2 separate regions of the Mus musculus genome follow, and region 2 is linked to region 1. Evidence: chromatin loops called from intact Hi-C (ENCODE). Cell type or tissue: left cerebral cortex. All regions are shown on one strand. Links, peaks and the distances in the headings refer to the core of each region. The heading gives the core; the rest is flanking DNA. Region 1 has its middle 110 kb from the start of Gm35023. Region 2 has its middle 250 kb from the start of Gm35023.

What was found. A loop is a pair of places that touch in the nucleus more often than their neighbours do. Peaks named below come from ENCODE experiments on the same cell type or tissue, not always from the same donor. Only the 100,000 strongest peaks of a DNase experiment are listed, where the experiment ranks them.
Region 2: a loop joins it to region 1, with 2.0 times the contacts of the local background. A loop is called at or near these places in 1 of 42 quality-filtered maps.

The regions. Positions count from the first base shown.
Region 1 is chr1:185,720,105-185,731,422 of GRCm38, reverse strand. No RefSeq gene overlaps it. Among named protein-coding and RNA genes, the nearest start is that of Gm35023, 110 kb to the right of the region's middle. In left cerebral cortex, for the core only: no CTCF peak of the experiment used is centred there; DNase peaks (open chromatin) are centred at 4,888 and 5,645.
Region 2 is chr1:185,861,230-185,872,547 of GRCm38, reverse strand. No RefSeq gene overlaps it. Among named protein-coding and RNA genes, the nearest start is that of Gm35023, 250 kb to the right of the region's middle. In left cerebral cortex, for the core only: no CTCF peak of the experiment used is centred there; DNase peaks (open chromatin) are centred at 2,393 and 5,747.

The DNA.
Region 1 (11,318 bases), core at 1,934-9,933:
GGCTGGGACTGCGGACAGAAGTCTTGATTAACCAGAGTGTGAAATGAGGTGTGTGGGTGACTGACTGTCAGAACAGCAGATGGAACTCAGCAGCCATGCCAGGGTAGAGGTGGGGCTCCATGCATCATCCAGACCTGCCTGGGACTGATTAGCCGTGGTGCGGCTCCATGCAGTCTTTAATTGATTGATTTGAGTTTGCGGTCAGAAAACGACTGTAGGCTCCAGCTTATCTGTAATTATCAGTAACCAGAACCAGACTTCTCTCTCCTTACTAGGGCAGGGCTCCTCGAGCCTGCTTGTCTTGTCTCCTTTTCAGGCTTTGGTTACCACCGCCTAATAGCTTTCGGTGCCTTAATGTGATACCCAGTGACCATTGGGAAAGCGACTCTGGGGGAATCAAAGGTATCAAAGGTAACAGGCACCGCTGTTCCCTCATTAGCTTAATATGTGGCTACTCGGAGTTCAAGACAGTTTCAAATACCTCTTGTTCACAATTTAGCTAATTTATTATAGGCAGAAGCCAGTGAACAATTAAAATAAGATTTTCTGTAACTAAAGAGAAAGGGAGAAAGAAAGAGAGAAAGAGAGAAAGAGAGAAAGAGAGAAAGAAAGAAAGAAAGAAAGAAAGAAAGAAAGAAAGAAAGAAAGAGAGAAAGAAAGAAAGAAAGAGAGAGAGAGGGGGGAGCGGGGGAGGGAGGGAGGGAGGGAGGGAGGGAAAGACGGAGGGAGGGAGAGAGAGAGAGAGAGGGAGAAAGAAAGAAAGAAAGGGAGAAAGAAAGAAAGAAAGGGAGAAAGAAAGAAAGAAAGAAAGAAAGAAAGAAAGAAAGAAAGAAAGAAAGAAAGGAAGGAAGGAAGGAAGGAAGGAAGAAAGAAAAGAAAAGAAAAGAAAAGAAAAGAAAAGAAAAGAAAAGAAAAGAAAAGAAAAGAAAAGAGAGGAAGATTGACTCTGACACTAATTACAAACTCGTAAGAGTCAGAATGTTGTCATCCAGGGTAAGGCACTGCTTTCTGTCCAACAGACTAGACCACCCAAATCAGAAACCAGGAAGTTACTAAAGACCCTTTCTCCCCTGTCAGCCCCTCATCCCTCACTGCACACAGCAGTAAATTATATTGATTTCATCTTTTAGATCCTAGGTCTTAGGAAGAAGTGTCTTGGAGTCACAGAATCCTGGGTTCGAATCCCCTTTCCATCACTTATGAGTTGGGAGACTATGAACAAGTTATTCTTTCTACTATGTCTTGTTTTTTCCAGCTATTTGTATATGAGAGAGAGAGAGCACATGAGTGTGCATCTATGTGTGCACAGGTACATGGGCATTCGTGTGACTGACAGAGGAAAACGTTGATTGGACAGCATTGTCAGTCATTGTCCACCTTGTTCTTTAAGATGGAGACTGAGGCTCAACCAACTAGGCTATGCTGAATGGCTAAAGAGCCCAGGGGACCTGCCTATTTCTACCTCCCTCCCCGATGAGCTTACAAACATAAAGATTGACCCCAGGTTCTCATGCTAGCACAGCAAGTGCTCTCTTCCCAGCCTAACACCTTCCTCAGCTGTAATGGTCACAACACTGACCTCCGAGGGCATGAACTAACAGTAAGTGAGACAATGTGAAAGTCAAATACAGCTCTTTCCATGTGCATGCTTAGAGATGCACAGAAGTATTGCTATTGTTCTGATGTCTCAGCCCCGCTAAAACAGTGCACATCTGGAATTATGAGTCTCATAGACACATAAGAATGAAGGAAGCACTGATAGCCAGGAAGGATGCATAGGGAAGGAGGCAAAGGAGGAGCAGAAAGGGGGAGGTGCTGTGAGGACGGCTGCTTCACTTGCCTCTGACTGACATCACGTGAGTTCTCTGTGTTGCCCTATGGGGTGAGGTCCAGCCATTCAGGACCAATATCTGCACCACTGATGTCACTTCCTGATAGATACTACAGAGGTATGGGTGCTGAGCGCCACAGTCCCTGTCATGTATCGACCATGTCCCTTGACCTAGCGTTCATTCCTGAGCTCTCACTGCGTTTTGCCACTTTGAACTCAGGGATGGTTCCTCCAGCACTGTGTCTAAAACCCTAAAAAGCAGGTCCTCGGCAATGCCCGACACTACTATGGCCCCAAGGGAGTAGATCCTTACCTCATTTTAGGAATAGGCTAGCCAGGCCTCAAAGGAGTTTAAAGGAAAATAAAACAAAACCCTTTCTAAGTCTCACAGCCCAGAGGGGGTCCTCTGACCTGAAGCCAGGTCCTTATCTGTTTCCAGGAGTCTCCTGGCCCCTTTCTGACAAATGTACTATCACAGCGGCTGCACACTGAGAACTATCCCCCGCTCCCCAGCAGTCGTGAAGATGATGGACTCAGACTCAGGTCTCACCTGTGCCAAGCCAGTGAGCTACACCCTCAGCCCAGGGGCTTTCTCTCCTTCCCTGGGACTAAGGAGGAAATGCAGAGGCAGCTTCTGTGGAAAGGCTCCAATTTCAGCTTAGTTGCACTGCACCAATCTCATCAAGAAGCCAACACACAGGGAGGGCTGGGATGCCTCTGGCCCCATGGGTGCTTCAGCATTCTATTTCAAAGTTGCTCTTAAGAGCCAGGATAAGCAGGGGAATAGCTGGGCGTGAGTTATGGAGTAGAACTGAGAGGAGGATCAGATCTGAGCAGGAACTCGGTTGCCTTCCCTCCTGTCCCTCATGAACCCATGCTCCTCAAAGAGCCAAGATCTATGTAAAGGCAGGGATACTATAATCCATAGAGTGCTCTTCACCCACCCTCCCATAGTTCTCATTCATATCAGAAACAATAGGAAATGAACAGAGGAGGAACTAGACAATAGATGTCAGCTGCTAATGAGTGTTACACAAAGAAGTAAGGGACAGTAAGACAAAGGGGCCGTCTGGTTTTTAATTAAAATTGTTAGTTCCTATACAAAATAAAGGATGTCATTATGACAGTTCCATCTACACATATCCTTTTGCCATGATCATATTTACACACACACACACACTCCTTTCTTGTCTCCTGCTGTTCACACGCCTCAGTACAAATAGCACCTTTCATATTTCTGTGTGGAAGGGACTGTTTTTTGTATTCAGTGACCAGGGAAGAGATAAACTAAGAGATAGATCCCAGGCAAACAAAACTGGGTGGGAGCAAAGGTCCTGAGGTAGCAGCACGTCAGATGTGTGTAGACAGTGGTTATGCTGAAGACAGGAATGAGAAAGGAGCAGGTGGAAGAAATCCAGGGGATTGAAGAGATGAGAACCAGAGGGAGGGAGCAGACCACACAGAGCCTTGCAGGCCACAGTAGCTATTTTGGACTCCACTCTGAGGATCATCTCAGCGAGGTATTTAAGACCAAGACATGATGTTTCTTGCTGTGGCTGTTCCAGGCAGGCCAGGGCTGAGGCAACAGTCATGGAGATGAGGGTGGCCGAGACAGACAGACAGGGCTGATGAGTGTCAGCGGCAGGCCATTTTTCAAAGCACACTCATTAGCGGATGGACTGCTTCAGCTGAGAGGCTCAGCCTCTCTTCTAACACTTCTGTAATTAGAAACAGGGAGATAACAGGAGAGGGCTTGGGAAATCCTAGTGTGGGTTAAATGAAGTCATCTACATGAAGGCTGGACCTGCTGTGGGGGTCCTTCTGCTGCATAGAATGAAGTCTCCCACCATGTTGCAAAACCTATTGCATAGATATTGTCAGAGACCAAGATGTAGCAATCCTGAGCCTATAGCAAGAATGTTTACCTTCATACGCCTCCTTTTTAAGACTTTTTTTAATAGTTGTTTTAAATATATGCCCTAGCCAAGCCTCTGTATGTCAGAAAGTGTCAGATAATGTGACCACCAAGGTCAAAGGAAGTCAGCAGAGTTTGATTTGTAGAACAAAGCTTGGACACATTTGTAAAAATCCCTAATTGCAGTCATGATTTGAGGATGATATTGCTAACTATATTACCTTCCTTTGTGCTCTTCTGAGTTTTCCAAATCAACACAATCAAACTGAGATGTCCAGAGATTTCATTCCTGTATCCATTTAACAAGGATGAGTTGTTACCGGGTGAAAACATTAAAATTACTAGGGAGAAAATTATTTTTTTAAAAACATGTTTTGTAGATGACACTTGCGCATAAGACACATCAGATGGACTTTAATTTATGCAAGTTAATTTGTGTGTGTGTGTGTGTGTGTGTGTGTGTGTGTGTGTGTGTGCCTGTGTGCATGCAAAGGCTAGAGGAAATGCTCTCTGCTTCCTTGGAGGAAGTCTCACTCTCTGAGCATGGAGCTCCTGTGTTTGAGTTATGATGGCAACCAGCAAGCCCTGGTGATTCTCTTGCCTGTGACCACCCCAATCAGCATTTGTTCAGCTTTCTTCTATTGTTATGTACTGAAATGCTAAATTCTACACCTCAAGGTCTAGGTCTAAGAGTGGCTTCTCTTGTATACAAGCTTTTGTTGTGCAAACCTGTTCCTTGTTTTAATACTATTGGTTAAATAAATTGACAACAGCCAACTGGAGGGATTAGAGGTAGGTGGGTTTGGAGTGACCTGGTTGGAGGAAGAGGGACCAAGAGGAGAAATAGGAAGAAGGAAGCAAGAAGGAAGACACCGTGAAGGGAGAGGAACCATGAGAACATGGCCAAGAGAAACAGCAAGTATCTGGGGTACACCAATGAGGAAGTAGCCAAGCCAGCAATTAGAAGAGTAAATTAGGAGTAACCCTCAGTACTTGTCAAAGCCAAATAAAATAGCCAGAGTCTGAGTTTCATTTATTTGTAAACTGGTCGGGAATAAGCATAAAGTGGTTCTACTATAACCAACAGTACAGGCAGTCATGACAGCTGGTGCAGCTTCCTGTGTGGGTGCTGGGGAACCAAACATAGGCCCTCGTGTCCACACAGCAAGCATTGCTACTCACTGAAGTATCTCTCTGGTGTGTAAGTTAACTGAATTATTTATGTTCTGTACAGTAATAGCAACAGATCCACAGGACTGAAGTGTGGTGATACAGGCTTAGTATGCCTTGTGCAGAATGCTTAAAGACAGGAATGCTCTGCACTTCAGACACCTTCAGATTTGATAATTTTATACATACGGAAAAAAAAAAGTCATTTATGTCTCGTATATTCCTGGAACGAACATCCTGGGGGTATGTGTGCAGTGTTTCCAGTTCATCTGTGTTTTGATTCCCATCTAACAGGTGTGGAACTTCCACTCATGACATCATATTGATACTTTAAAAGTTTTGAAGTTTGAGACATTTTGGGTTTAGGGCCTGGTGATTGTGGATGTAGTTAAAAGTACACTCACTGTAGACTAGAATATAACATACCAATAGTATTCAAGCACTGACTGTCAGACAGCAAGGGACTCCTCGGGGACCAGGTATGAGTATCATAACCTTCCCTGTAGAGAGTGACTGATTTTAGAAAATGAAGACAGCCCCCTCCGAGTTCACATATGTCAGCCAAGCCAGGAGCTTGTTTTCTTGGCTTGTAGATGGAGCTCAGCCCTTTTTACCTTGGGCCTGATGCCTTTAAGCTGGTTTACACAGCCATTCGCAGAACTAAACAACCCCTCTTAAAGCCTTTTATACTTCCATAATGCACTGCCTAGTTTATTTCTACTTTTTCATTTCTAAATAGTAGTCATTTGCATGGATGCAGGGTGATTCACATATCTGTAGATTAACACTGGGCTCTCTCTAGTTCTTTAAAATTGCAAACAAAGCTGCTGTGGGCATTCCCATCTATGTCATTGCTGGTGTGTGTGTTTGCATTTCTCTTGGGGAAACCCCAAGGGCCTGGAAGGCTGAGCTGTATGGCATATAGGTTTTTAACTTTTAAGGGACTGACAAATGGTTCCCTGGCTTATGAACTCTGGTTGTGCTACATCCCTACTAATACTTATGGTGGACAATGTTTGCTGTTTGTTTGAGACCAGGTTTCACGATGTAGCCTAGGTTGGCCTCCAAACTTCTAGCCTTCCTATTTCAGTTTGTATGGTCAGGGATTATAGACTGTGAGCCATGTACAGTTCTGTGCCTTTTTAAATGTTTTTCTTTCTTTTGGGGGAGGGAATTTTTTTCAATGAGACAATAAGATATAATAAGATAAAGCAAAATCCATCACATTAAGGCTGGACAAGGCAACCCAACAGAAGGAGAACAGTCTGGAGAGCAAGAACAAGAATCAGAAACCCACTTATCACACACTGGGGAATCCTATAAAAAATACTAAACTGGAAGCTATTTTGTATATACAGAGGACCTGGTGCAGACCCATGTAGGCCCTGTGCTTGCTGCTTGAATCTGTGAATTCACATGAGCCTTGCTTAGATGATTGATTGGGACTTGTTCGACTGGTACCCTCTATCCTGTCTGGCTTGTATACTCTTTCTGCCTCCTCTTTTTTGAGGTTCCCTGAGCTCTGAGTGGAGGGATTTGATGGATATATCCCATAGAGCTTTGTGTTCCAAGGTCTCTGCCTACCTGAAGTCTTCACCCATATGTTCTGGTGTCTTTGATGCAGGAAGATATTCTGCAGGCTACCAAAGGATAAACATAAACACCATCCAGTCATAACACCTTTGACCTACAATCTGTCCTCCCTGAAAGATATGCTAGAGCAGTGATGACACAAAACTTGTGGGAGTGACCAACCAATGTCTGATTGGACTGAAGGCCTCCATGAGACAGAACCTGACCCTGATTGGGTGACCAAGAACCAGAGACCAGATAACCTAGAGACCTAGGGTAAAACCAAACACTACTGATCAAAAAAAAAGTATCAATAAAATGACTCCTAATGATATTCTGCTTTACTCATACATCAGTGCCTTATTCACTCATCATCAGAGAAGCTTTCTCCTACAGTAAACCAGAACAGATGCAGCTACCCACAGCCAGCCATTGTCATTAACATCCAATCTACAATCACCTGGGAAGAGAATCTTAATGAGGAATTACCAAGATCAAGTTAACTCATAGGTGGTCATACCTGTGAAGGACTAATATGATTATTAATTAATATAGGATAACATACGTTTCATCATTCCCTAGGTTGGACCCTGAACTGTATAAGAGTGAAGAAAGCTAGCTAGCTAGCTAGCAAAGATTGCAAGTCTTTCTCTATGCTCTTGACAGTGGATATGATGTGATAAGATACTTTGAGTCTCTACCACCTTGTCTTTACTGCTACCAAGGAGTATAACCTTTACCTGGAAGCTGGATAAACCCTTCTTTCCTTCCACTGATTTTTGTCAGAATATTTTATCAGTGCAACAGAAATGAAACTAAAGCACAGATCTGTCTCCAATTTAAACTAGAGATGCAGGAACTTACCATCATTAGACCTTTCCATTCTGTCCTTTACCATCAAGGACACACTTCAGGACTTTGGTTCTAACCCTGGTGTATTCCTCTCACTAACTCTTCTTCATATCTGCATCCAAGTGGACATCAGATATCTTGAAGTCTCTTTTGAAAATCAATCACATTTTTTCTTCTCCAACAGCAACCCCAACAGACTGTGGATTTAATTCCTAGACTCCCAGAACAGACTTCCAATCTGTTTTATATTTTAGCCTCTTGTACTTCCAGGCCTTCCAACAAAACAAGAATCGTATTTCTTGGCCACCATCTTTAATCACGTTAATCCCTTTCTCAGAATACTATGTGTGCTAAGGAGAAAAATCTGAAACTTTCATACTCTTTTCTATGATTAATCACACAAAAATGCCCCCATAGTCTTACAGAGTACTGGCATGGGCTGGGTTCTCCAATGACTGTACTAACATGGAGTCTTTTATGTGTTTACATGTTCAATACTGATGAGGAAAGGGAATGAAAGATTTATATACCCAGATCTGCACTCAAAGGGCACTAGATGACATTTCCAGGTTCTTGTATTCTGGAACAAAAAACGAATTGTATCAGAGACAAAGGAGAGTAATGGAAACAGAGACAGTGAGACAGTTTGTAACCAGCAATGACCAGCATAGCACAATAACCTTAAGCATGTAATAGTGGCACGCACACCTTGACAGTTACAAATAGCTCAAGAATTTGATTTGAGTCCCACTCAACAACAGGTAAATCACGCCTGATACTGGAAACCTAGCCAAGTACTTCATGCTACTGAAATCATAGACCTTGGAAGAGAACCCACAACTGCCAGCTTCCTAAACCAGCATAACCCCAACTAGGTTCTAAATGCTTGTCCTTCTAACCACAGGTAAGTGTAACTCTTACCCCTCATCAAGCAACTGTCTCTTCTCAAGAGGAGGGGTCGTTACAGAAAGCCACAAATGATCAATCTAGAGCCATGGAGCCTGGTCCTAATTGATACATCTACAACACAGATCCTGAACCTAAGACTTGGTGAGCATTTGGAAGAGAAGGTGGTAAGATTTTGAGAGCCAGAGGAGCAGTGAATTTGCCGTGAGACTGTGTCTCTTAGGGATTTCAGAAGCTACCCACATAAAATCTCTCCTAAACATGATGTGAACAAGGATGACACCAATGTAATATAGAAGAGGGGAATCTTAGGGGACCGTGACTCTAAACTAAACCAAGCCAAACAAAACCAAAACCCTGCAGGCAACTGAAAGGATATTGAGAGGAGGGTTAACCAAATGGTGAGCCCTAAAAATACATACATACAAGTAACATTGGACTGAGAAAGTTGCATTTATATATTTAGGAGTGTGTGTGTGTGTGTGTGTGTGTGTGTGTGGTGTCTGTAACAATTAAAGAAAAGGAGACCATGAATTGAAAGAGAGTATGGGAGATGATGCATGGGAGAGTTTGGAGGGAGAAAAGGGAAGGGAGAAAACATGCAATTATATTATAATCTTTAAAAATCATTGACAAACAAAACGGAAAAAGCATTAGTGAGAACAACGTGGGCTAGAGAGCCGCACAGGTCTGAAACTAAAAATCCCCTAGCCAGAAATGTCCTGAGACTTCATGGCTCATTTACATAGTACCAGCCTCCCTCCCCACCCACGCACACACATGAGGAAGCTGATGCTTTTCCCATATATGCTCTGTAACAAAAGAAAGATTGTCTGTCTGTCTTTCGGCCAACTGACTCCTTTCATAGTGCCAATCACCCTGCCTCCCTTTCCCCAAACCCAGCTCTCCCTCCACAGTAGGCCAGTGCAGAAGATGGTGGGTTATGCTAGACCTGCGCATCTTAGCTGACTCCACCAGCACCTGCCAAAGCTCCGAATTCCATTGGCCTCAGCTTCTATCAATCATTGTGTGCAGTACCACCCACAGAGGGAGGTGACCTAAGTTAAAGCAGCTGTTTACAGCTGAGACACCCCTGTAAGGGTAGAGTACCAGAGACCTGTGCCACTGCATGCTGAGGATCTAGGGACAACATGGCTTTTCCTAAGTGGGGACTCAGGTGCACCACACTTGTGCCCTTGGATCCACAGCCCCACATACTTTCAGGGAGCAATGATTGTACTGGTTTGGGAAATCAGAAGGGGAGTTGGTGAGATGATTACAGCCTCCATGTCTGAACTGGTCCTAGGATGTGACAAATGCTCTGTGGTCTGATTACTTGTCCTAGGGGCTATATGGAACTAATCAAACATGGCGGATTCAATTGCTTTTCCCTGTATGGCCTTGGACAGGGTCTCAGTGCTCTCCCAAACAGTTTCTGGAAATCCCACAAGACACTACTTTAACTTCTTGCAACCCTGTCCTGTGGACACACACTTTACCAATTGCTGTCTTGTCAGGTGTCTCCCAGAAACCACCCTGTGATATCCTTACCAATCCTTTTAAAGATAAGAGGTTCAAGCCCACCAAAATGCTCCATGCAACCATGACAGAATTGGTAAAGTGAGACTCAGTTAGTGGAGCTTCGTGAAGGACTCAGAGACAGCACCAGCCAGTTAAGTTGCCTCCAGATCCCTTGGGCTTTGAGAGTGCATACAATAATAATATCAGTTGCATTAAAGCTTCTAAGTGCTGAAGTCATTTGTCTCAAAGCAACAGACGATAGAATCAAGGACACATTTTAAAGACATTCAGAACCAGGAGAGAAAAAAAATCACTCTAAAATCTTACATGTATGAAGTTGAGTTGTTTTGAAGATCTCTAAAAGAATACTAAGTACAGGGCTAAAAGTTAAACCTCCTTAATAGTTGTTTTTTTGGGGGGGGGGCAGGATTTATTGAACTTGGTTCCAAAGGCTAACAAAACTGAATACACTAATAACTGATAGATATATTTAAAAAGAAACTTAAGTGATCATTACTGCTTTTTAAAGGTCCTTCCAAACACAGTTGCATCCTTTCAATGAAAGGGTCTGTCCAATGTTTGCGAGGAAATCAACACATTGGTACCAGTGCAGAGAGAAGAGGCAGTAGATTCAGTCTGACTGAACCAGGACCCCAGCTCAGGGGACATCCAGGAAGCAGAGACTAAAAAGACGTTGGGGAGGAGTGTTGTAAAGCGCTGTCCTCTGAACATGGTGTGGCCATCACCATCACCATCACCATCACCATCACCATCACCATCACCATCTCCATCACCATCACCATCACCATCACCATCACCATCTCCATCTCCATCTCCATCACCATCACCATCACCATCACCATCTCCATCACCATCTCCATCACCATCACCATCACCATCACCATCACATTCACCATAACCATCATCATCTCCATCACCATCACCATCACCATCTCCCAGCAGGTGTGGTCGTCAGCACTAGAGCTGCAAAGAGTAAGCCAGGCAAACTCTCAGCATAGATGATTGTGTAACCTCCAGGCACAGCTCCACACTGGGAAGGCAGTGGCAATGATCGGTGCTGCTCTAAGTGAAAAGGAATCATTCTTATTGGGGACATGGTCACTAGTACTCTTCCCCAGTGCATGGCCCCACACCTGTGCATTTATGGGGGGCACTAACTAGGCTGATTGCCACAAGCTAAAAACAGGAGTTGGGAGGAGTTGGGCTGGGGAGATATTGGGGTGAAAGATGTGATCACATTTCATTGTGTACAGGTATGAAACTCTCAAAAAATAAAGGAAATTTAAAAACACTTTGACCCGAAAATAGATTAATTCAAAAGATTCATAAATCAACTTAGAAATGACAAATTATGGTATACCTTAATTACTAATCCTTATCTAGATAAGGAGAAACTACAATTACACATTTGTATCCACACCTGCAATCCCAGTACTCAAGGATACTGAGTCCAGTACTGGGCTATAGAGTGAGGACCTATTTTAGATGAAATAAAAATATATATATATATTTCAAACTGAAATCCGTGCA
Region 2 (11,318 bases), core at 1,156-9,155, 140 kb before region 1:
TACTGAACAACCTTGGGAAACACAGACACTGCCTTCTGGAGAAATAACACAAGTTTGTTTGTCCAAGAGAATAAAGGGAATGCTACACTCCGTCAAAAGTCCTCAGGACTTATTGGCCACCCATAAAAGATCGGAACTTCATAAGTTCAGTCTCTCAGCTGTGATGCTGGCTTGTGAGTCCACAGCATCCCTTGCACCACTGCAGATCTCTTTGAGACTCTGGGGCTTAGGGAATCATGAATAAAAAAGCCCTTTTCTCTGCTGTGCATACGTAACAAGCATCCTTTCTCTCTACTGTGCATACGCATTGAAGCTCTGTCTTCTACTAGATCTCATGCAACGATCAGAAAAGCTCCTTAAGTTGTAGAGTAGAATTTGAGAACTCCACACAGAGTACCGGGTAAGCCTAAAAAGGGACTTAAACCAATTTTCTGCTAGTTGGCCTGCCCTGGACAGTTGTTGTTGTTGTTGTTGTTGTTGTTGTTGTTGTTGTTGTTGTTGCTGTTGCTGCTGCTGCTTTGCACACACTTTTAATCCTAGGACTTGGAAAGTTGTGCCAGGAGGATCAGGAGCTTATGGTCACTCCTATCCTCACGGTGAGTTCAAAGCCAGCCTCAGCTAAATGACACCCTCTTTCAAAACTATGAAATAAAATGAAATGAGAAGGAACAGAAGGGGTAAGAGTGTGTTAGTTTCTGATGTACATCCTCAGCTTTCCCAGTCATTCTAAAAGATTTCTACAACACAATAAGTAAATACAGGGATTCAGTCCACCATGGAAATCTGACTTAAATGCTATAAATTTAGGATAATATGGGCCATATAAACAAACAGAATGTGATTTTTGAAAAAAGGATACCTTGGGCTTTGAAGACTGAAGAAACATAAAGAGAATACTTTAGAAAAATCTAAAAATTCTTTACTCTCTGTGTGCTTTTCTAAGTCATAGGTGTTTTCTTAGTCTAAATGGTGATTCTTGCAGGGGCTTAAATTATTAAATTATTAGGATATAGGGGGAAATCAGTGAACGCTATGAAAATACAAGTAGAAAATGGGTATGTTGCAAAGTTTTGGCTGAAAAAAAAAAGAGAATAATCTGGGAGTGATATTTCTCTAAATTTCCTATTCCTTACATGTAGTTTTCAGACATAAAAGTATCCCCCACTTAATCTAGAGTGTGGGATACTCAAGGAAAGGCAATCAAAAAACATTAAGCTGAGATGAAAGATTTATCTAAACTACTCAAAAGAATACAGCAGCCAGTTCAGGCAACAGCCAGATCCCTGAGACATCTTACCTACTAATACTTAAGTGAAAATGTATGCTTGCAGTATTGACCTAAAGGCTCTAAGAAAAACCTCTCAGACATCAAAGAGAGTCTGCATTCTGTTTACTACATAGACTTTGCTAAGGGCATTTTGTGAGTATTATTCAAAAGTGTTGAAATAAGAATGCTTCTCTGACTAACCAGTAATTAACCATAACATTAAGCAAACTCAAATGTTCTAATCCTTCCAGATTCTGTATAATTACAGTCTTTCCGATGTCTCGTGCTCCCTCCCTATGATTATTATTATATTTTGAAATTGTTTGTCTGGGTATTAAATCACGAAAATGTGACCCAGCGATAGACATAAAGCAGGAAACCCAACTCCCTTGGTGGACTTTAAATTACACTATAAGGTCTGACTCTGTGGCAACTTGGGAGGGACATATCTTCATGTCCTGAGCTCATGGAGTTATGGTGGCCCAAGGGGTATATTTCCCTTTCCGCTATCTTTCATAATTCCAATTTTCTTTAGTTCTAATTAATTTATTCAAAGCATTGGCAACACTCTTAGATATCTCTGCTTCATTCAAAATCCTAATTTATGAGCATAATTTCTCAGGACATTATGGAGAGCAAAAGAACAGAACACAGGATCTGCAGCTGAGAACACTGCCTCCTAGAAGCAGACACTGGCTGTAATCAGAGTGAGCTGTGTTAAAGCACACCTCCAAGTCACATTGGGCTGTCACAAAGGAAGAAATGTGTACAGTGGCAGAGGCCACACTCTTGAAACATAAAAAAAATGTCAATAATTTAAACTTTGCTCAATTTTTTTCAATTCAAATACAATAAAGGCCCCAGCTTGAGACTGAAAGAAATTCAGATGTGTCGAGGGACATCAGGCAAAAGGAGATTGTCAGTCCCCAGAATTGTTTGCGTGAAGACTGAGGATATTTCTGGAGGAAACTGTTCCTCATACCAAAATGATCCAGTAATGATGAGGTTGACTCAGTCAAAGGACTTTAGTCATGGGATTAAAAAAGACGATTCTCAACACAGCCAGGGTGAGGCTTCTGCCCAGCTTCACCCACGCTCGGCAGGGCATCATGAAAAGTTCTAAGTAAATGCTGAAATAGTTCTTCTGCTTCATAAAATAGCAGCTCTCCTTTGCCCACCCCACCCCCCCAGCAGTATCATCCAGAAAAAGAGCAGTACCCATATAGATGTGGCTTATTAAACCACCGAGCCTGGCCTCTGCCGCTACAATGCCTGCTCCTGTTTTGAGTAAGATACTCGACCAGGAAGAGGCACTACATCTACTGAACAGCAGTAGGTGCAGGTCTCAGCAGTGACATAAAGTGGCCCTACAGAAGGCTTCATTCTCATCTCAACATTAGCAGATACTACTAGGAGCCTGCAAACCAGAAGGCCAAGGAGTAAAACTGCCAAATCTGCATAGCAGGTGAGCAGGGGTCCTGTGTAGAAGAGCATCAACCACACGGATTTAAGAAGTGCTGTGCCCGATGTGGTAAGATACAACTTAATGGTTGCCATATTAAAATGCAGGGCAAGACATCCTACAAGCAAAGGCTTTCAATTTATGAGGCCATGAAATATTGACTGGTGAATGTTTCATGTTAGCGGAACTCAGAGTGAGTTGCAAGGAGCAATCAGGCAGGTAAGATGGCTCAGTGGCTAAAGTGTGTGTGGCACAAGCTTGAAGATCTGAGTTCAAATCTCCAGACCGAAGTCAAACAATGTGTAGTAGCACACACAGTAAGATACAACCTGAGGTAGGAACAGGAGACCCTCAGAACATAGAAGACCAGCTAGCCTGACATTTGCAGTGGTAAACAAGAGACCTTCTATAAAAGTACCAAAATCTGACCTCCACAAATATATATAAATAGGGACGCACCACCATGCCAAACACAGGCGCGCGCACACACACACACACACACACACACACACACACACACATGTCTGTTTGTCTAGAAATGTCAGCTCTTGTATTTATTTTTAATATGACTTCTTAAGAATTAGAAGCAGCATTAGAATTAAATTCATAACAGAAAAGTTTGCACAATCTCTTGTTTTTCTCTTAGGAATAGATGAAGAAAACATGGCGGGAAATGACAAAGGAAGGCATACAAACAGAAACAGGGGCAAGAGTGAGGAAGGAAAACAGGGGAGGGAGGAGAGCAGAAAGCCAAGTGAAGCATTTGGAGTCTCCACATGGACCCACTGGAAGGCCAGAATTTCACCAAGGGCATACCGAGCTTGAAGCACATCTATGTTAACTGATGTGTGTAACAGACCAGAGCAGAACAGCCGTCATTTTCAAGCTGTCCATCTGTCATGTCCTGACTGCCCTGTCTACTGATTTTTGTTCTTCAGCCAAAACCAGCCCGTGTCCTTGACCAGTCAACACAAGACAGTGAGTTTGTGCATGTCCGCACAGGCAGGCTCAGAAGTGAGTCACTGTTCCTAACAAGCCCAGAGCTCAGTTTTTCTCTTCCTCTAAATTAAAATGGGATGGCCTGTTTATGCTCTAAGTAAGTAGAACCACATGGCCGCAACCTTTGCTCTAGGGGCTGTGTGTCGAGGGACTTCAGGGACCCTCTGCCATCTTGACTGCAGGGCTGCTGTGTTCACTGAGGAACTAACGTCTTGACTTCTTCCTCAGGAGTTCAGTCCTTGTTCTAGATCCAGTTTCTAAAGAGGGAAAGAATGTGGGTGGGTGGGGAAAGAAGAGAAAGGGGGAGAGAAAGAAAAGGACAGAAGTCTCTACTGTTTGCTCTATTTGTCTGTGTGCACATATGCACATGTTCATTTGTGTGACTATGATGTGTAGAAATGTTGGTCCTTGCCGTTTACATTATTTGAAGCAGGGTCTCTCATTTGCTGACCATTGTATATATCAGTCTCCCTGGCCCACGAGTTCCCAGGGATCCTCCTGTCTCTGCCTCCCATCTTGCTGGAGGGATAGCAACACTACAAGCATCTGCTGCTGTGTCTAGCTTCTACCTGGGCTTGAGTGATTCAGACTCGGGTCTTCCCACTTGTAGAGCAACTCTTTTACATACTGAACCATCTCCTCGAATCTCCAGGAGTTTTTGAGGCTGTGTTGAAGATCGAACATTGGCCTTCATGCACGCTAGATAAATGCTCTGGCCCTGAGCTACATCCCTAACAAGATGGTTGCTAGAAATTCTTCATGGGATGTTTGCCATCTTTTCCAAGAGAAATCTAGGAGATTCTCTTTATTTGTTGGGGGTGGGACATATATTTCTGCAAAGTGGTCCTGTAGTCATTTATTATATGTAATAATCAACCTGAAAATGTGCTCACAGGTATCTCCTTATCTTCCAAGACCCTCTCCCCTTTACTACTCTTTTGTACTCTTTCTCTTTGAGGTCTAGCAGAGGAGGTGCTACCTCCAGGATGTTCTCTTCAATTTCTTCTCCCCGTGCCCAGGCCCAGTAAAACTCATCTTTTCTCCCCCTACATCCCTAGTACCTGACCTCTAACCCATGCCTCCTCCTCCGAGGTTCATATAGATGGCAGCTATACATACAACACCTCCCTGATGATAGAACTTGTCAGCCAGCATCCCATTTCTTTTCTAAATTATTATTTTTTAAAAAATTTATGTGAGTATTTGCATGACTTTATATGTACTGTGTGTGTGTGTGTGTGTGTGTGTGTGTGTGTGTGTGCGCGCGCGCGCGCACACGCATTGGACTGGAATTGCAGGGAGTTATGAGTCACTGATACAGGTGCTGGGAATTGAACCCAGGTCCTCTGCAAGAGCCATAAGCACTCTTAACTGCTGAGCCATCCCTCTAGACACCATCATCTAAGTTCTGTTTAATAATAAACATTACATTAAACTGAACAGGCAGGAGGATAATAGGAAAACTGGTGCTAGCGGAAAGACTGGTGATTAACACAGAACCATGGTGATGAAGGCTGAACAGGAAGTGGCCAGAGATCAGGGATGCTTTGTAACATAACTGTGGGAAGTAGCTCCATCCGGCTCGTAGGGCTTAAAGTCTGTTTACCACAGAGCTCCAGCACAAGGGCCTAGAGGAAACCCTCTGGCTCTGCTTCTTCCTTAGAGTGTGAGTGAGACTTCATTGTTCTTCAATTTAAATATAGATTCAGGTTACATCTGGACCCTTATTTTCATCTAGATCTTATGAAACAGGGAAGGAGCAGGAAGGAACGAGCCTTAACTCACTTCACCTTTGCTTATGATCAAGCAATCGGGTTCCTTATGGGGATGCAGGAAGGATGTTGGATCCTTAGTAATATACGGGGAAGATGTGAGAGGTGCTGTTTGCAAACACCTGTTAACAGAAAAGCATCAGGCCAGTCTGTAGGGGAAAGATGCAGGAAGGGCTAAGAGCAGCATGTCCCAGGGCCTGACCAAGAAGGCAGAAGTCTCAGGCTAAGGCGCCAGCCCCCTTGGTATGACTCATCTGTCTAGCTTCCTGTGTCATTGACTCTCAGCCCCATTTGTTCCCATGCAGAAACTACAACGAGGTGCCGTTAGCATAGATGGCAACAGGAGAAACCCAGGTTCTACCATGTTAGGGGCGGGGTATTTTAAACTGTCCTCTATGTATCATCTTATTTAGTCCTATCAACAGTAACCAGGAAAAAGCTAAAATGGATTTATTACCGGTTGGGTTCCTGCTCAGTTAAAGAAACCTGGTGCTATGAATCCTGGGAATTGTCTTAGTTTAGCCCAGCCTTCTGACTCGAGATGCAGTACTGGCTCTACCACCATTTTCTTGATCTTCTCCGTTCACCCAGGATTGTCTGTTAGGAGATGAGAAAGACTCTTCGTGGCCTGAACACTTCTTGTGACCTGGGCCGACCTGGAAAATGAGCCACCAGGCAAGCTTGCCTTTCATTGGAAAAATTTGTTCCCGGTTGGTTCTAAACAACTGATTTACATACAAGGTTGGAGTCCAGGGCTCATCTGAAACCCAGCACTGCCTGAACTAGGCTCCCAGCTTCTAAGGATAGAACGACTGTCCCTTTTATTTTTCTTGCTCTGCTATTGGAAACTACCAACGAGGGTGCCAATTAGCACCAGATGGGACAGGGACTGTGTGATGTGGAGCTCCGACCGCTGGGAACTGGAACACATCCACTAATGTATTAAGCAACCAACGAGCCAGTGGTTGGGCTGCCTAGAAGCGAGACTCAGCTAAGTTCTGATCTGCGCAGGCCCAGCGTGATACACAGATTCTTCCCTGTCTTCGTTCATAGTGAGCGGATCCTGGGCTTTGATCTCTGTAACCTTCAAACAGGTCCTTGTTTAGCTACTGCCTTGCGCATTCCTGTGTGCACGCGTGCGTGTGTACACACACACACACGAACAAACACACACATATACACAAACTTTCTACTCAAAGATGTTTTGTTTTCTTTTAACCGTTGTTGCTTTTGTTATTGTGTATGTGTAAATGTATAAGTACAACCTGACCAGTCTGTTTAGTGTTACTTCTATATATATGATTTCAGGGTTGACCATTGGGTATTGGGTAACCAATCAGGGGGCCCCACCTTAGAAAAAACTATTTCTCCCGCTCTTGGCTTTTGCTAGGGTCCTGTAAGACCTCTTCCTCCCACATTAGGCTGTGTACCACTGTCATCCTTGCTCAGGCCTTGTTTACACAGCCGTGTTGTTGAGGTATCCTGGGTGAAGCTTCCCTGCCATTCCTAGGAGACACAAGCTGACAGCAAATTTCCTGGTCCTCTGGTTTTCACAATCTTCCCGTTCCTGTCTTCTCTTCCATGGCATCCTCTGAGCCTTCGCTGCAGGATTCTTAGCTGCCGTCACATTTCTGGAGACCCTGATTTTTTGAAACCATAATTTGTCCAAATATACAACTCAAACACAGAACGGAAACTTGAGACAAGCTGATTCAGGCGTAACACTGGCTGGAGATCACTGAGAACATATAAAGGAAGCAGCATAGATCGCCTTTGATAGTATCTCAGCATTGGCTTTTAACTCATTTCAGAAAAGTTGCTTCAAATACAAACACCTTGCTTGAGAGCTCTTACCTGCTATCCACTGAGTGAGTTACCATAGGCTTTTCCCTGGCAGGGCTTTAAGTCACCTTGAAGATAGCTCACCACAACGCAAACTGACTGAACACAGCCTTACTCAGCTTTATACAAGCTTATATCTGATAGAAATGACTGAGTGTTTCATTCATAAATTTGGGAGGTGAGTTCCAACAGCATTTTCCCAAAATTATTTAATTCACACTGGAACATATGAAAAATAATATCTTAAGAACTTGCTCTCTTAAAGTGATAGATAAGATAGTTCACGTCCAGAAGAGAATGATGACTGAGGGCTGGTAAACATAGAACCTGTCACCGGGTCTCATTGATCAGCATCTTAGCACCCTGGAACCCATCTGTAATGCACCTATTGACACAGCCACCCATAGACACCCCAGCTTAAAAGCTCGGAAGCAATAGACAGACTGCCTTTGGGGTCTGTGACTACTTTGTAGCATGAATTTCCTGGGATTTGTCACTGGTGTCTGACTGAGTACTGCAATTCAAAGCATAGATCTAGACTCTGTGCTAACCCCTGAGTAAAATCCTCTTAGATAACAGGATTAAGAAAGCACCCCAGTGCTGAGGTGAACAACTGTTCCAGGTTAATTTGGACTAAGATGGTTCCCATGGCATGAAGGCTCAGTTAATCTTCTGCCTACCACAGGCAAGAAGCCTGGGCTCCATCAACGAGGCATAGTCCATGCTCTTGAAACAACCTTAACTAAACTCATGGGCACACACACAGACACACAATTAGACATGAGGTCTAGCTGGGAAGAGGAGAAGGTCAGGAAAGGATGATGGGTAAGTATGATCAGTATTTATTTTAAGTATGTATGGAAATGCCATAATGAAATCCATTATTATATAGGTAGTATATAATACTGAAGACAAATATTAAAATCATCTCAGATCTTTTATTGAGTAAAATGAGGAAAAGAAAGACAGTTTGCATGCACATAGGCTCCCGCTGTTTGACACCTTCCCTGGCTACCCATACCAGAGGCAGCACTCTGTGCGTGTGCTATGGGTCCAAGTCATCTATGGCTTATAGATCAAAAGTCTGTGAGGCTTTTCTTGTGAAATGTTTTCCTCTGCACGGTTGTTTTTGCCAGTTCCAAGAGGAAACAGTGGGCTGAAGTCAAGTGGCATGACCAGATGACGACGCTAAGCGAGGGATTCGTGCGAAGGGCGGCTGGGAACGGCAAGACTCATGGCAATAGCAGCTCCGACATGACTGCCGCCTGCCTGAGAAGCTCATAAACATTGCTCTAGGCTATCCTCGGTTTCAGCAGCTGCTGATCCTTTAATTTAATTATAAGCTACAAGCAAGCTCCTTAAAGAAGCACCGTGTGTATGGAACACTGTCCAGAGGACACTCTGTTCACGAATTTTAAGACAGTCAGCACAGTTGGAATTATATGTCCTAATAAGAGATGGGTGGACTGGTGTGGGAGAAATAGGAGCCACCAACCCGCCCAAAGTTAAACCAAAATTGGTTTTGAGGTTCAAAAATATTCACATGACAGCTTTCTATGTTTGGCTAGGGCAAAATAAACTTGCATGCCCAGAAAATAATTTCCTCTATCTGTCAAACTAGCACACACACACACACACACACACACACACACACACACACAAAAGCCACAGAAATCAGGAGCTAGCCCAACCCTGGCTTCTTACCCTCAGGAAGAGCTACTGTTTCATCGTTAGTGTTTATTGTAGCCCTACTGTGTGCACAAAGCCAGCCGTGGAACAGGAGGGATGAGAAGTTGTGAGAGAAAGCATTCACTCTTGTGTCACACTTTAACAACTTATAGAGGGAAAGGCACTGTCAGACACAGCAGAGGCATTAAATGCTGTGTCTCTGGCAGCAGTTCAGCAAACTTGTGTGAGACCCTGAGTTTGATTGGTGACAGTAATGCAAAGGAAAGGGTAATAGCAAAAGCTTAACTCGCCCCCTCATCCTCAAATAGGAAAATCAAATTGTTGGAAAACAAAACAAAAGCCTAGAAGAAGAAACAAGAAGGAAAAGTCCAAGCTCCATGGCTCTCCACTCTTGGCTGGAATCGCTTTTCTCCTCCAAGTCACTGACCAGTTACCAGTCAGCTGTGGTAGGCCACTGTGCTTCCCACCTAATTCCCACTGCAGGAGAAGGAAGCCAGTGCCCAGAAGACAATCCAAGGTGTGACGGGGAAGCGTCGGGGCTTATGATGGCTCACCGGCTCACCGAGTGACAAGTTGATAACTTACAAGTCACACCTCCAGTGACTCACTCTTATTTAATCAACTCTTCCAACTCAGTTCCTTGTATCAGATGAGCCAATCCTTCCAACTCCAGGTTTGTCATAGTTCTTTTCTTTATCAAGAAGAAGAGCACGGTATTTAGCAAAGTGTCCTCATTCTACCACTGGCTCCCTCCTGGAGTTTTCTCTCATAATATACACAACCTACGTAGTAGTTCTAGGGGGGCATCTATGGTAATAATAAAATGCTAACATTTCTTTTTCATAAATAAAAGGACTCAGTGTATATTGAGAGATAGATAAGGGGGAAGAAAGAGGGAGAGGAACACACTCATATGTACACACACACATATGTATACATATATATACATATATATATATATATATATATATATATATATATACAGAGAGAGAGAGAGAGAGAGAGAGAACATGAGAATGCACTTAAAGATAGCAGACAAAGGGGGATTAGGGAAGGAAGTGTATGGAAACAAATGGGGTGTAGATTGAATCCAAATACATTATATATGCATAAGTATTAAATAAAATATTTAATTAAAAAAGAAGCAATTAATTAGTAAACACAACAAATGCATGCATAAAATGATGTATCTTTGTTAATTCATTTACACGGGAATATCTATCTGACCCCCTCTATATAGCTAGTACTCCATGGGGCATGAAAATACAGTAGGGTGTGACAAACATCTTCCCCACCCTAAATTTCAGAGTCTTCTCTGAGGAAAGAAATCAGAGATGTAACAACAAATATGGGGTTATATAGCATTTCAGAGGAAAATGTTTTACATGGGAGGTCCTAAATGGGAAAAATCACAGCTTTACATAAAACGAAAATCTAAAACTGGGATGCTGAACACAGAAGTAGGAGAGGGAAAGGAGAGACACTAAGGATACTGAAGAAAAGCTACCCAGTGGCTGCACACACAAGGCTGGACTAGTCCAGCCAAACAGCCACCTTGGCTCTCCTTGTTATCTCCTTGTGCAGAGGAACTAGGACATACCATCATCACAGTGTCTGGAAACCACACAGATAAAACCTGTGGATGCCGGCAAGCCTCAACTCCCTCTGGGTGACGCCCAGAGAAGCTCTGTGCTGAGTGAGGTGTGAGCTCTCCTGGCACGGTCATCATTGGAAAGATACAGAATAGCAGTACCAGTCCAGGGTGAGCATTACCATTGTTCAGCATGATGACTTTTGTTTTCCATGGCAATAAGCTGAATATAGACAGAGATGTTTGCTTTTAGGGGGAGGGGTAGTGAATGTTGAAACACATTCTATAAACATTGTGCAACTTACGGCATGAAGTTACCTTTTATAGGAAATTTTATTGGCCTTATATCCATTGGCCAAAAATCTCAGGTGCTGAGGTTGGTGGAAAAATAAGCTACTGTCTGTAGAATTTTTCAATAAAACCGTCAAAAAAGAAGCTGCTGTTAAAGAAAAATTGACGTTGAAAACTAATATTATTTTAGAGAGGTTTTTTTTTTTTTAACATTATATTTAGGCACCGGAGACCACTTTACAACTTTATTCCTCTCAAAGGATTTCAATGTTTTCCAAAGTGTCAGTTTGGTCTTTACAGTTGGGTTGAAATGAAGATTGAAAAAAAAAAGAAACCATATATTTTTAATGCCCAAGATTTCTAATTAGTTTCTAATCACCTCTTTATTTGACAGTTTGCTTATCT